2 separate regions of the Homo sapiens genome follow, and region 1 is linked to region 2. A link is a loop called in an ENCODE intact Hi-C map of the cell type or tissue named here. Cell type or tissue: ascending aorta. All regions are shown on one strand. Links, peaks and the distances in the headings refer to the core of each region. The heading gives the core; the rest is flanking DNA. Region 1 overlaps LOC124903082 (a long non-coding RNA gene). Region 2 overlaps LOC105370003 (a long non-coding RNA gene).

Region 1 (5,379 bases), core at 255-5,254, 340 kb after region 2:
TTAAAATATCTACACTACCCAAAGTAAATTTGTAGATTCAATGCTATCCCCAACAAAATCCCAGTGACTTTTTTTGTATAGAAATAGAAAATGTTCTCTTTTCTTTGTTTCTACCAGGGTTGAAGAGAGACCTTTTGGGAGGAGTTTAAAGGGGGAATGTCCTTGAGTATGTGGAAGAAAATTGAGGAAGGTAAAGTGTTCACTGGAAGTAACATGGGGTGAGCCATGAAATGCATCCTCAATAACATCCTTTGATAGACTCAGATAAAGAATGAAATTCCTTTTCATTTCATTGATTGGCTGTTTGATATGGTTTTGCTGTGTCCCTGCCCAAATCTCATCTTGAATTGTAGTTCCCATAATCCTCATGTGTCGTGGGAGGGACCTGGAGGGAGGTAATTGAAACATGGGGACAGTTACCTCCATGCTGTTCTCCTGATAGTGAATGAGTTCTCACGAGATCTGATGGTTTTATAAGGGGCTTCCCCCTGACCCCTATTTTGCTCATTCTTCTCCTTGCTGCTTCCATGTGAAGAAGGACGTGTTTTCTTCCCCTTCTGCCATGATTGTAAGTTTCCTGAGGCCTCCCCAGCCATGCTGGGGAGTCAATTAAACTGTGAGTCAATTAAACCTCTCTCCTTTATAAATTACCCACTCTCAGGTATGTCTTTATTAGCAGCATGAGAACAGACTAATACACTGTTGAAGGACACTTTTTGAATGCTTCATCACTCAGAGGTGAAAAATCAAAGGGCAATTATGCTGCATTTATAAACAAGTGTTTTTGCTACATTTCTTTAAAGCTACTCATGATTTAACATTTTAAAAAATCAGCATGGCTATGCCACGACTAGTGAATAAGGAGATGTGAATAATACACATCTTCCATGAACGTTTTGAAGTCATTGAAGCCTTTAGTAATGGACTAGATGGCTGGTATTATTGTTTGCATAATCCGCATATTTGGAAGGTCTCAGTTCCTGGGCTACCTTACCCTTGCTCCTAGTCAGTCTGAATCCCGTGCACCCCAGGGGGCTTAGAACAGTGGTTCTCCAACTGGGGTACCTGGACTAACAGCAGCAGCATAACCTGGGAGCTTCTCAGAAATTTACATCCTTGGTCCCCATCCTGAACCTGCTGCATCAGAAGCCGTGGGGGTAGGGCCTGGCAACCTGTGTTATTGTAAGCCCCCCAGGACATTCTGGTAGTCACTCAAGTTTAAGCACCCCTGGCCTTTTCCAAGGTTTTGGTGGCTAAGCTTCTGTTACAAAGCTGCCCCTTTTTCCTGAATTCCCCTCTCTAACCCTGGCCTCACCCTTAATTACATGGCAAAGGTGTGCATGGGGGTTAAGAGTTCAGACTCGGAAGTCAGGGTTCTGGGTTCTAGATTCAGCTGTACCCCAACCAGCTGGGTGACCATGGCCAAGACAGGTAATTTATTTGTATTTTGATTTCTTTACCTGTAAAGGGGGGATGATAATAATAATAGTGTTTGTCTACAATAGTGATTGCAATGATTAAATGAGTTATCACATTAGGGAAATCAAGCAGTGCCTGGCACATAGTAGGTGCTCAAGATATGTTACTGGTTGGGAACAGTGGCTCACACCTGTCATCCCAGCATTTTTGGAGGACAATGGGGGCAGATCACTTGAGGTCAGGAGTTTGAGACCAACCTGGACATCATGGTGAAACCACGACTTTACTAAAAATACAAAGAAAAATTACCTGAGCTTAGTGGCATGCACCGGTAGTCCCAGCTACTCAGGTGGCTGAGCCAGGAGAATCGTTTGAACCCAGGAGGGAAAGGTTGCAGTGAGCCAAGATCGTGCCACTGCATTCCAGCCTGGGTGACAGAGTGAGACTCCATCTCAAAAAAAAAAAAAATGTTACTAATCACAGTTATCAGTCTCCCACCTAGCAAGTAAGTGCCTTAGGTAGAGAACACGTGCTCTGATGGATTTTTGTCTATGCAGTGCCAAGCTGCAGGCTACATACCAAGTAGGCACCCCACTGCATCCCCCTTGGTCATGGTTTGACATCCCTGGCTAAAGTTTAGATCTTGTCCATTGTACTTGTTAAAAAGACAAGGCACTCATTTTTTCTTTTCTTTAATTGAACACTTTGTGAGTGCCAGGCGCTAGGCCAGGCCCTGTGCAAACATTACCTCACATAATCCTCATTGCCAGTCTAGGAAGAAAGGAACGTCCTTACGTAATAGAATAGAGGATAGACTCAGAGAGGCTCAGTGGTTTTCCTGGTGTCAACAGCTGGGTAAATGGCAGAGCCAGGATTATAAAGCAGGTGTGTCTGAACTCAACATAGAGGTTTCCTCTAGAGAAGAAGAAGTGAACTCTGTAAGATAGAGACTGCCTTTTCCTTTACTGGAAATACTCTTATAACCTTTTCTAATTATAATGTGACCTATATTTGTTTAAAACTTCAAACAACATAGAAATATGACATATATGGCAAGTGGACATATTCTAGTAACTCTGCCTACCAAGAATAAACACTTTGGTAATCCAGTAGGCATAAGTCTGATTTTTTAGGTACACATAAAAACACAGACATTCACTGTCTTTCTTAATAAAAAACAAAATCATACTTTACATCTTTTTATACATTGCTATTTTTAACTTAATCTACTGGGAAATCTTTGCATGTCAATACATCCATTTGCTAATGTCACATGGATTGAAAACTAGATCTCCTGGCTCCTCCCAGCTCTGTCCCATTCCAGGACCATTTTCTTTATGCCAATTGCCAATATTTCTCAGCCAAAAGCTGAGATTCTTGGCAGAGTTTTTCACTTGACCCAGTGTACCTTCATGTGTAAATAGGCTGTTCTCTAATTATAATTCATGATGTTTGCATGTAATAGAAGTCCTGGCCGAGAAGTGTTAACTTCATTGGATATCAACCACAGAATTTTTTTCTTCCAAATCACCACCCCCTCCCAAAAATAGAAAAAAGGAAAAGAAATGGCCAGGGCTACAGACAGGCCTTTATTTCTAATACATTGCCTGAGCCCTTGTATTAGGTCATGTTTTCTCTGGCGAGAACTGCCCTTGTATTTTTTTTTTTCCTGTCCGTTTAGTCTATAAATGAAATGGAGTTACTGCCCCTATTAAAATGGAACATTGTGCCCTTAGTTTGCTCTTAACGGGTGGGAAAACCCCATTAAGTGTTTGTGAAATATGTCTTAAATACAGGAATTTTAATCTAGTGGTCTAATAAATCCCTCTCCTCTACTCAAATGAAAGTCTTAGGTTTTCCGGCATCTGTTCAGTTATTTGTTCACCAAAACTTCCTTACAAAAATCTGACCCTGAGAACTGTGAATTAAGGACGTTTCTTCCATTGGGGTTTTTTTTTAAAAAAAGACATCTTTCAAAGTAAGAAGGAACTTTGACAGGTGTATTTCATGGTAAGACACTATTTTTGAAACGTGCCTGGAATTCTTGCTCTTGGAGGGTAAAAGCCATGAAATCTCTGTGACTGCCCCAGGATGTGACAACTCATAATATTCTAAGACCTAAGACTTCGTAAAATTGTAAGTCCATTCCTTTGCCTCAACGTTCGATGGCTTCTAAAAAGTACACTCTCCTTTGGGACCATATTTCACGGGCGTTGGAAAGTTTCTCCTTAGCACATCAAGCTGGATATAAGTAGATTAAATTCATCTCTTCTGCATATTTATGTCTACTTTTTTTTTTTTACGGAAAAGATGTTTATTAGGAAACTCTGAGTATATTTTCTGGTGTAAGTTCTATCTTTATATTGGAAGCAATAGGAGAAGATGTACACTTACATTTTAGGTCAAGGTTTATATTTTTTAGCCCCAACAATTTAATATTTATTTCCTAAAATCAAGGGCATTTCCCTTTATAATAAAAATATAACTATTAAATTCAGAAGAGTAGTATTGACACATTGTTACCCTATAGTTCTCAGATGTCATTCAAGTTTCGCCTATTGTCTCTATGATGTGTTTGTAGGCTGGCACGGTGGCTCACACCTGTAATTCCAACACTTTGGGAGGCTGAGGTGGGAGGGTTGCTTGAGCCTAGGAGTTCAAGACCAGCGTGGGCAACATAGCAAGACCCATCTCCACACATAGTAAAAAGATTAACCAGCTGTGGTGGTGTGCACCTGTAGTCCTAGCTACATGGGAGGTTGAGGAAGGAGGATTGCTTGAGCCCAGGAGGTCGAGGTTGCAACAGTGAGCTGTGATCACACCACTAGGATACCCCATCTCAGAAAGAAAAAAAGTGATGTGTTTGTAGCCAAAGAATCACACGTTACATTTGGTTTTCTTGTTTCTTTTAGCTTCCTTCCAATCCGGAGCAATTCCTCAGTCTTTCCTTGACTTTCCTGTGTGGCCAGTGTGTTTCAGCAGAATGAGGTAGAATATACTTCAAAATAAACAATATCCATGGGGATCCTACCTACACTGTGACTTTCAAAATGGGATGGAAATAGGAAGGGAGCATGTTCCAGCAAACATCTGGGATTGATACTTCTCAAAATGTTCACTTGAAATCCATGGTTGTGATATGATTCATTTCCTCTTGCCTAAGGGGTAGATCTCACTGCTCAGGTATTCATTCACTCACCATCTTCCTTCCTTGCTTTATCCCTTCCTTCCTCCCTTCTTCCTTTCTTCATTCCTTCCTTACCCTTTCCTTCTTTCCCTCCCTTTTTCTTTCTCTATCTTTTCTTTTCTTTCTTCCTTTTCTTTCTTTCTTTCTTTTTCTTCCTTTCTTCATTCCTTCTTTCCTTCCTTCCTTCCCCCCTCCCTCTTTCTTTCTTCTTTTCCTTCCTTCCTTTCTTCTTCATTCCTTTCTTTCTTTCCTCCTTTCTCTTTCTTTCTCTTTCTTTCTTCTTTCTTTTTTCCTTCCTTCCTCCCTCCCTCCCTCCCTACCTACCTCCCCCTCTTTCTTTTCCGTCCTTCCTCCCTCCCTCCGTCCCTCTCTCTTTTTCTTTCTTTCTTTCCTACTTTCTCTTTCTTTCTCCTTCCTTCCTTCTTTCCTTCCTCCATCCCTCCCTTTCTTTCTTTCTTTCCTTCTTCCCTTCTCTTTTTTCTTTTCTTTCTTTCTTCTTTCTTTCTTTCCTTTTCTCTTCCTTCCTTCCTTTCCTTGTTTCCTTCCCTCCCTCCCTCCTCCCTCTCTCCTTTCTTTCTTTCTTTCCTTTTCTCTTCCTTCCTTCCTTTTCTTCTTTCCTTCCTTCCCTCCCTCCCTCCCTCCCTTCTTTCTTTTCTTTTCTTTCTTTCTTTCTTTCTTTCTTTCTTTCTTTCTTTCTTTCTTTCTTTCTTTCTTTCTTTCTTTCTTTCTTTCTTTCTTTTTCTTTCTCTCTCTCTCTTTTCTCTTTCCATTTA
Region 2 (5,379 bases), core at 66-5,065:
TTCAAGCAATTCTCCTGCCTCAGCCTCCCAGGTAGCTGGAATTACAGGTGCCCACCACCATGCCTGGCTAATTTTTGTATTTTTAGTAGAGACGGGATTTCACCATGTTGGCTAGGCTGGTCTCGAACTCCTGACCTTGAGACCCGCCTGCCTTGGTCTCCCAAAGTGCTGGGATTACAGGCGTGAACCACTGTGCCCTGCCTAAACAAGTAATTTTTTAGTGTGTGTCCCACATATTGCATAGGGCATACCTATCCTAAAACTTGATCATTGTTTATCTGAAATTTAATTTTAACTGGCTTACTGTATTTTTATTTGCTTAATCTGGTAATCGTACTCTAGGGACTTCTGGGAGATTGTATAGAACATCCTTCAGTGTTGTCTCATCTCTGAGTTGAGAGGCAGGAGACCTGAGCATTTATCATCTACCTTATATTCATCATTGGTTGAGGGCTACCCTTGGGCTAATTAGCTCATGAAATCATTCTGAACAGATGAAGGAGATGAAGAATAAAGGCTTCCCAACCCCAGTAACCAGAGATTCTCTTCATCTGCCCCTGTCTCATGACAATGTGGAACATGGCAACAGAAAATGAAGTTTCTCCCTGCTTCCTCCCTCTCTCCCATCCTGTTGTCCACATAGTAATGTGTATTGAGTGTTGTTTCGGTTCTGGATGCTATACTTGGTCATTTTATCTATATCAGAGGTGTCAGCCTATTTTAGCCTGTTTTTAAAGCCCTGTTTTCAATTCTCAGGAGAAGGCACGGTTTTGCTTGAGTAGTCTTCCAACATTCTATACTGGCAACAAATTCTTCATGTTATTTAATGTTTTATAATTTACAAATCTTTATTTAAGTGCAAATGAATGATCCTTTTATCTGTATGGTATAGCAATTTTGGGCGTGAACTTTGAACTCAGACAGAAATGGGTGTAAATTCTGCCCCCAGGGCTTGCTAGTTGTGAGATTTAGAAAGTGGGCAGATCATTTAACCTTTCTGAGCTTATGTCCCTTGCCTGTGGAGTGGTGATGAGTATGGTGCTTATTGTATAGGGTTGTATGAGAGCCTGTAGAAGCTAAGTCATGCTATAGTAATGACCTATCCCTAAATCTCAATGGCTTAGAGCAACACAGGGTTATTTCTTCCTCATGCTACGTGTTCTTTGCACATTAGCAGGGGCCTCCTCTCTGTTATTCTCACTGTAGGACTAAGAGCAATATTCACATAGACAGAAGATGGTTCAAAATAAATTAGATTAAGGAGTTGGAGCAACACCCACTTTTTTTTTTTTTTTTTTTTAACCTGATGGAGAGTTTAGTTCATCTCTAGATAATTCCAGATGGGATTTTCAAGGTCTGTCTTCAGTGGTGAAGATGACTACCTTAGGGACAAGCAACTGGATTTTGAGTACAAGAAGCTTTGGGGGAAGTGATTCCACCAGGAAGTACTGATACAGAAGTAAGAAAATGAGAAGAGAAGGGAAAGGTGCCAGTACAGGGTATGTTAGTGGGCAAATATGACTCTCTAGGCAGCAAGGGCTCAATGATGACCAAGACCCCACTAACTGGCATGGCACTTGCCATGGTGGCAAGGAGAAGATTATGAGCGTCAGGGTCATACATAGGCAATTAAATGTTCCAGCAAGGCAGTGACAGGCATAATTTTAACCCACACTATATTGGCCAGAATTAATCACATGGCTCAACCCAAATGCAAAGAGTATTGGATTGTGCAGTTGCCCTAAGGGCTGAAGGAGAACCAGACATATGGTTGGGCAGTGCTTATGTCTATCAAAGATTGTTTCTGGGATTCAATGAGATAGCATTGCAGGGATTCAATGAGATAGTACAGAACCTGGCATATAGCAGATGCACAATAAATTATAGCTGCTCTCTTAATTATGACGATGTTTGCCCCATTAGAATCTGAACGTTTTAAGAAAAACCTTCTCTTCTAATAATGCTAATGTTTACTACTCAATACTTTCAACATGCTGGAGACTCTGTCAAACAGCATCCTCACAACAACCCCATGAGGTAATGATTATTTTCCATCCTATTCTTCAGTTGGGGAAACCAAGTCTTAGTGAGGTTAAGTATGCTTCTCAGGCTCACAGCAAGTAAGTGGTAGAGCAGCCATCAAAACCCAAAGCCCATGCATCTGGCATCACACTCTAGCGTCTCCTGTCTGTACTGCCAGCACTTAGCATTGGGCCTTAAACAGAGGAAAGGCTCTGAATATTTGCAGAACTGACTGAAATAACTTTTTTTTTCTGACTTTGTAAGTGCCTCAAAGACCTTCCAGCTACTCTTTCCTCTAACATGCCTTCTCCTTAAAAATGGCAAGGTGCCCAGTCTTTCCGGACTGTTGGCCAAGACAATCTTCCTTTTGCCATTTAATTACTGTATGTAGTTCCAAGATCTGGCATTCCTCATCACCCAAATTCCCTTTGGATCTTCTTCTTTTCCTGGTCAAATATAGAGATATCTCTCCTGTCCTCATTACAATTCCAGGGCATATTTATAGGTACTATAATTCTTCCTCATGTAAAAATAAAAAGTGGGCAATAAGTTCCGGAAATGTCCTAGACTATTAGAACAACCTCCTTAAAGTTTTAAGTGCTTGCTAATATCTAAAATTGCTACGCTCTTAGGGTTCTGATCATTTTCCTATCCTAGCCATCTTAAAAAGTATATTGGAATTTAATTTTGGGGGCCCTTTGGGAATTTAACTACTTCTCCTTCCCTTTATTCAGTTAAAGGCTGAAAATATCAGCTGGCTCTTATCTGATTCTTTCTCTGTTAACAGTATGTTGAGGAAAGCCCCCTCCCACTCTGCGGGGTTTTTTTAAACCTTTTTTTTTTTTTTTTTTTTTTGGTGTGTGGTGGGGTGGTCATGGTAGACAAATAAAAATAATTCTGAGGTTATCTGAGAGCTGACATTCCATACAATAGCAATAAGAACGTTTTCCAAATTTAAAACTCTGATGGAGGAAGTGGGTTACAATAGGAGCAACCTTTGACCCTGACCAGTCATAATGGTTTCCTGGATTCAGAGATATTATGGGTTGGAGCCAAGGGTTTCAGCAGAGAGAGCACAAGGTGTGTTAAACTTAGAACACAATGTGCGAGTTCCGGGTGGGGCCGTTGGAGGACATCTTTCTTTCTTTCCGGTGGAAACGATTCCTTTACAAACAAGGAACTGGGTCTTTCCCACTGTCCGATCCGTGTCCGTGTATTTGTTCTGCTGCTGATTTTAAAAGGAATTTTGCATGTTTTTGAGATCTCCAGACTCTGAAAGTCTTCCCTCTGGGGACCGTTTCTAAGGATGATTCATCCCCCAAATATTTATTGAGTGATTACTATGTTCCAGGTCCTGTTCTAGATGCTGAAATATAGCAAAATGTAGAAAATCAACCAAAAAGCCCTGTCCTTGGGAAGTTTCATTCTATAGCACAATTCCTCAACCTCAGCACTACTGACATTTTGGGCTGGAGAATTTTTTGTCGTGGGGGCTGTCCTGTGCATTGTGGGATGTGTAGCAGTGTCACTGGCCTCTACCTACTAGATTCCAGTAGAGCAAAAAATTACTCTTTTTGCCCCCAAGATATGTCTGCAGATGCCATTCTATAGGGAGCAAGAATAACTGTTCTAAAGGGAGAACAGTTCTATAGGGACAGAGACAAGACTGTAAACTGTGAACTATTTAATACTAAATAGGTAAATGATAGTCTGTTGATGGTCAATACATATATAGAGTAGGTGAAGGGGAGTTGAGTCTCACTGGTGCGATGGGGATGGGAGATTGTTGTAATTTAAATGGTGTGGTTGGGGAAGTCCTTATTGAGAAGGTGACATCTGACAAAGACTTGAAGGAGGCAACGAAGTAAGCCATTTGGTTATGGAGGAAGAAGATCCCAGAAGGAGACAACAGCCAGTGGAAATACCCTGGGTATGCACTGGGCTGTCAAAACAACCAAGGGAATCAGTATGGAGTGGGGGGAGCTGGAGACAGGGCCCAGAGGGGAGGCAGGAGATAAAGGAAGTGTTCAGACTCTGCAGCATGGAGGCTTTTGTGGCCGTCGTCAAGGCTTAGCTGTTCTCTGGGAGGAAAGGAAACCATTGTTTTATTTTGAACAGAAGTGTGATAGGATCTGCCTTAATGTTTTAACAGGACTACTCTGGTGGCTGCTGCCTTGAGAACAGAATTTATGGGGGCAAGGAGAAAAGCAGGGCCATCACAGGGCCATAACAAGTCAAACGTTGACATCAGGCAACAGAGGGGCCTGGCCAGATGGCTGTAGGCTTCCACACACATCCTTCTCCCCTTCCATAAAGACGCATATACAGGTCAGCTTGTAGCTTCCCCGGTATGGTAGACCATCAAGGGAAATTAAGTGTGAATTTGTCTTATTTTCCTTATTGCCTTTTGTTGTTAGACTCTGTCACAGGTAATGTCCTGATTTTCATTTTAGAAACAAAGTATTTGTAGGTGGAAGATCAGATTCCCAGGTAATTATAATAATTAATAATGCATGATAGAAATAATAAACTAACAAGCACTTATTATATGCCAGATGCTATGCTAAGCTCTTATTATTCATTATCTCATTTAATTCTGTCAACAACCTTATGAAGTAGGTACTCATCATTTCTTCCACAGTCTAGATGAGGAAGCTGAGGGTCAGAATGTTTAAATGATTTCTCCAAACTTTCAGAGCCTCAAGCCTCATTGATTGGTGTGGGAGAGGGATGAACAGCCAGCTGATGTGGAAGGTGGAAGTTTCATGATTGCCAGGGACACCAGCCTCATGTTTGAACCCCCTCCCACCTCTCTACTGAACTTGTCCTAGAGACAGCAGAGAGGGGTGACAGACATGAATGTAAAAACTCCTCTCCCTCAACTCTAAACCTTGTTAGCTGGAACCAGAGATGGTGAGGTGTAGGTGGAAGGCAGTTTAGAACTAATTCCCACCTTTAATGGATGGGGCTGGGGAGCATTGGAATTAATAGCTCAGGTTCTTGAATCCATAGACCCAGGTTCAATCCCAGCTCCACCATTATGGGCTCTGTGATCTAAATCAGTTACTTCACCTCTCTAAGCTTTTATTTCTTCTCCTCTAAGATTGGAATAATAATCATATAGATGCTATTTGGTGCCCTGCCTATAACCCTGTGCCCCCTCTAACCTCTCAAGCCAACTACAGCTTAGATTGACAGTTGCCAAAACACTGACATTTAGTCCTCTGTCTAAGGGCTGTCTGACTGCAGATATGTGCTCAGCCCAGGATGGTCAGAAGTATCAGAGAGTTGATGCCCCCAGAAGCAATGTCAACCAATGAGGAATGGGGTGTGGTAAATAAATACCCCTTATTTATC

The links. Peaks named below come from ENCODE experiments on the same cell type or tissue, not always from the same donor. Only the 100,000 strongest peaks of a DNase experiment are listed, where the experiment ranks them.
Region 1: it touches region 2 in a loop (2.5-fold over the local background); 1 of 110 quality-filtered maps calls a loop at or near these places.

Annotation. Positions count from the first base shown.
Region 1 is chr12:115,322,856-115,328,234 of GRCh38, reverse strand. It overlaps LOC124903082 (a long non-coding RNA gene), which reads left to right. Exons shown (of 11, transcript XR_007063592.1): 5 at 118-190; 6 at 4,332-4,407. Among named protein-coding and RNA genes, the nearest start is that of LINC02463, 560 kb to the left of the region's middle. In ascending aorta, for the core only: no CTCF peak of the experiment used is centred there; no DNase peak of the experiment used is centred there; H3K27ac peaks cover 3,771 bases.
Region 2 is chr12:115,658,321-115,663,699 of GRCh38, reverse strand. All of the region lies in intron 1 of LOC105370003 (a long non-coding RNA gene), which reads left to right. Among named protein-coding and RNA genes, the nearest start is that of LINC02463, 230 kb to the left of the region's middle. In ascending aorta, for the core only: a CTCF peak has its summit at 2,204; DNase peaks (open chromatin) are centred at 2,319 and 3,159; H3K27ac peaks cover 4,111 bases.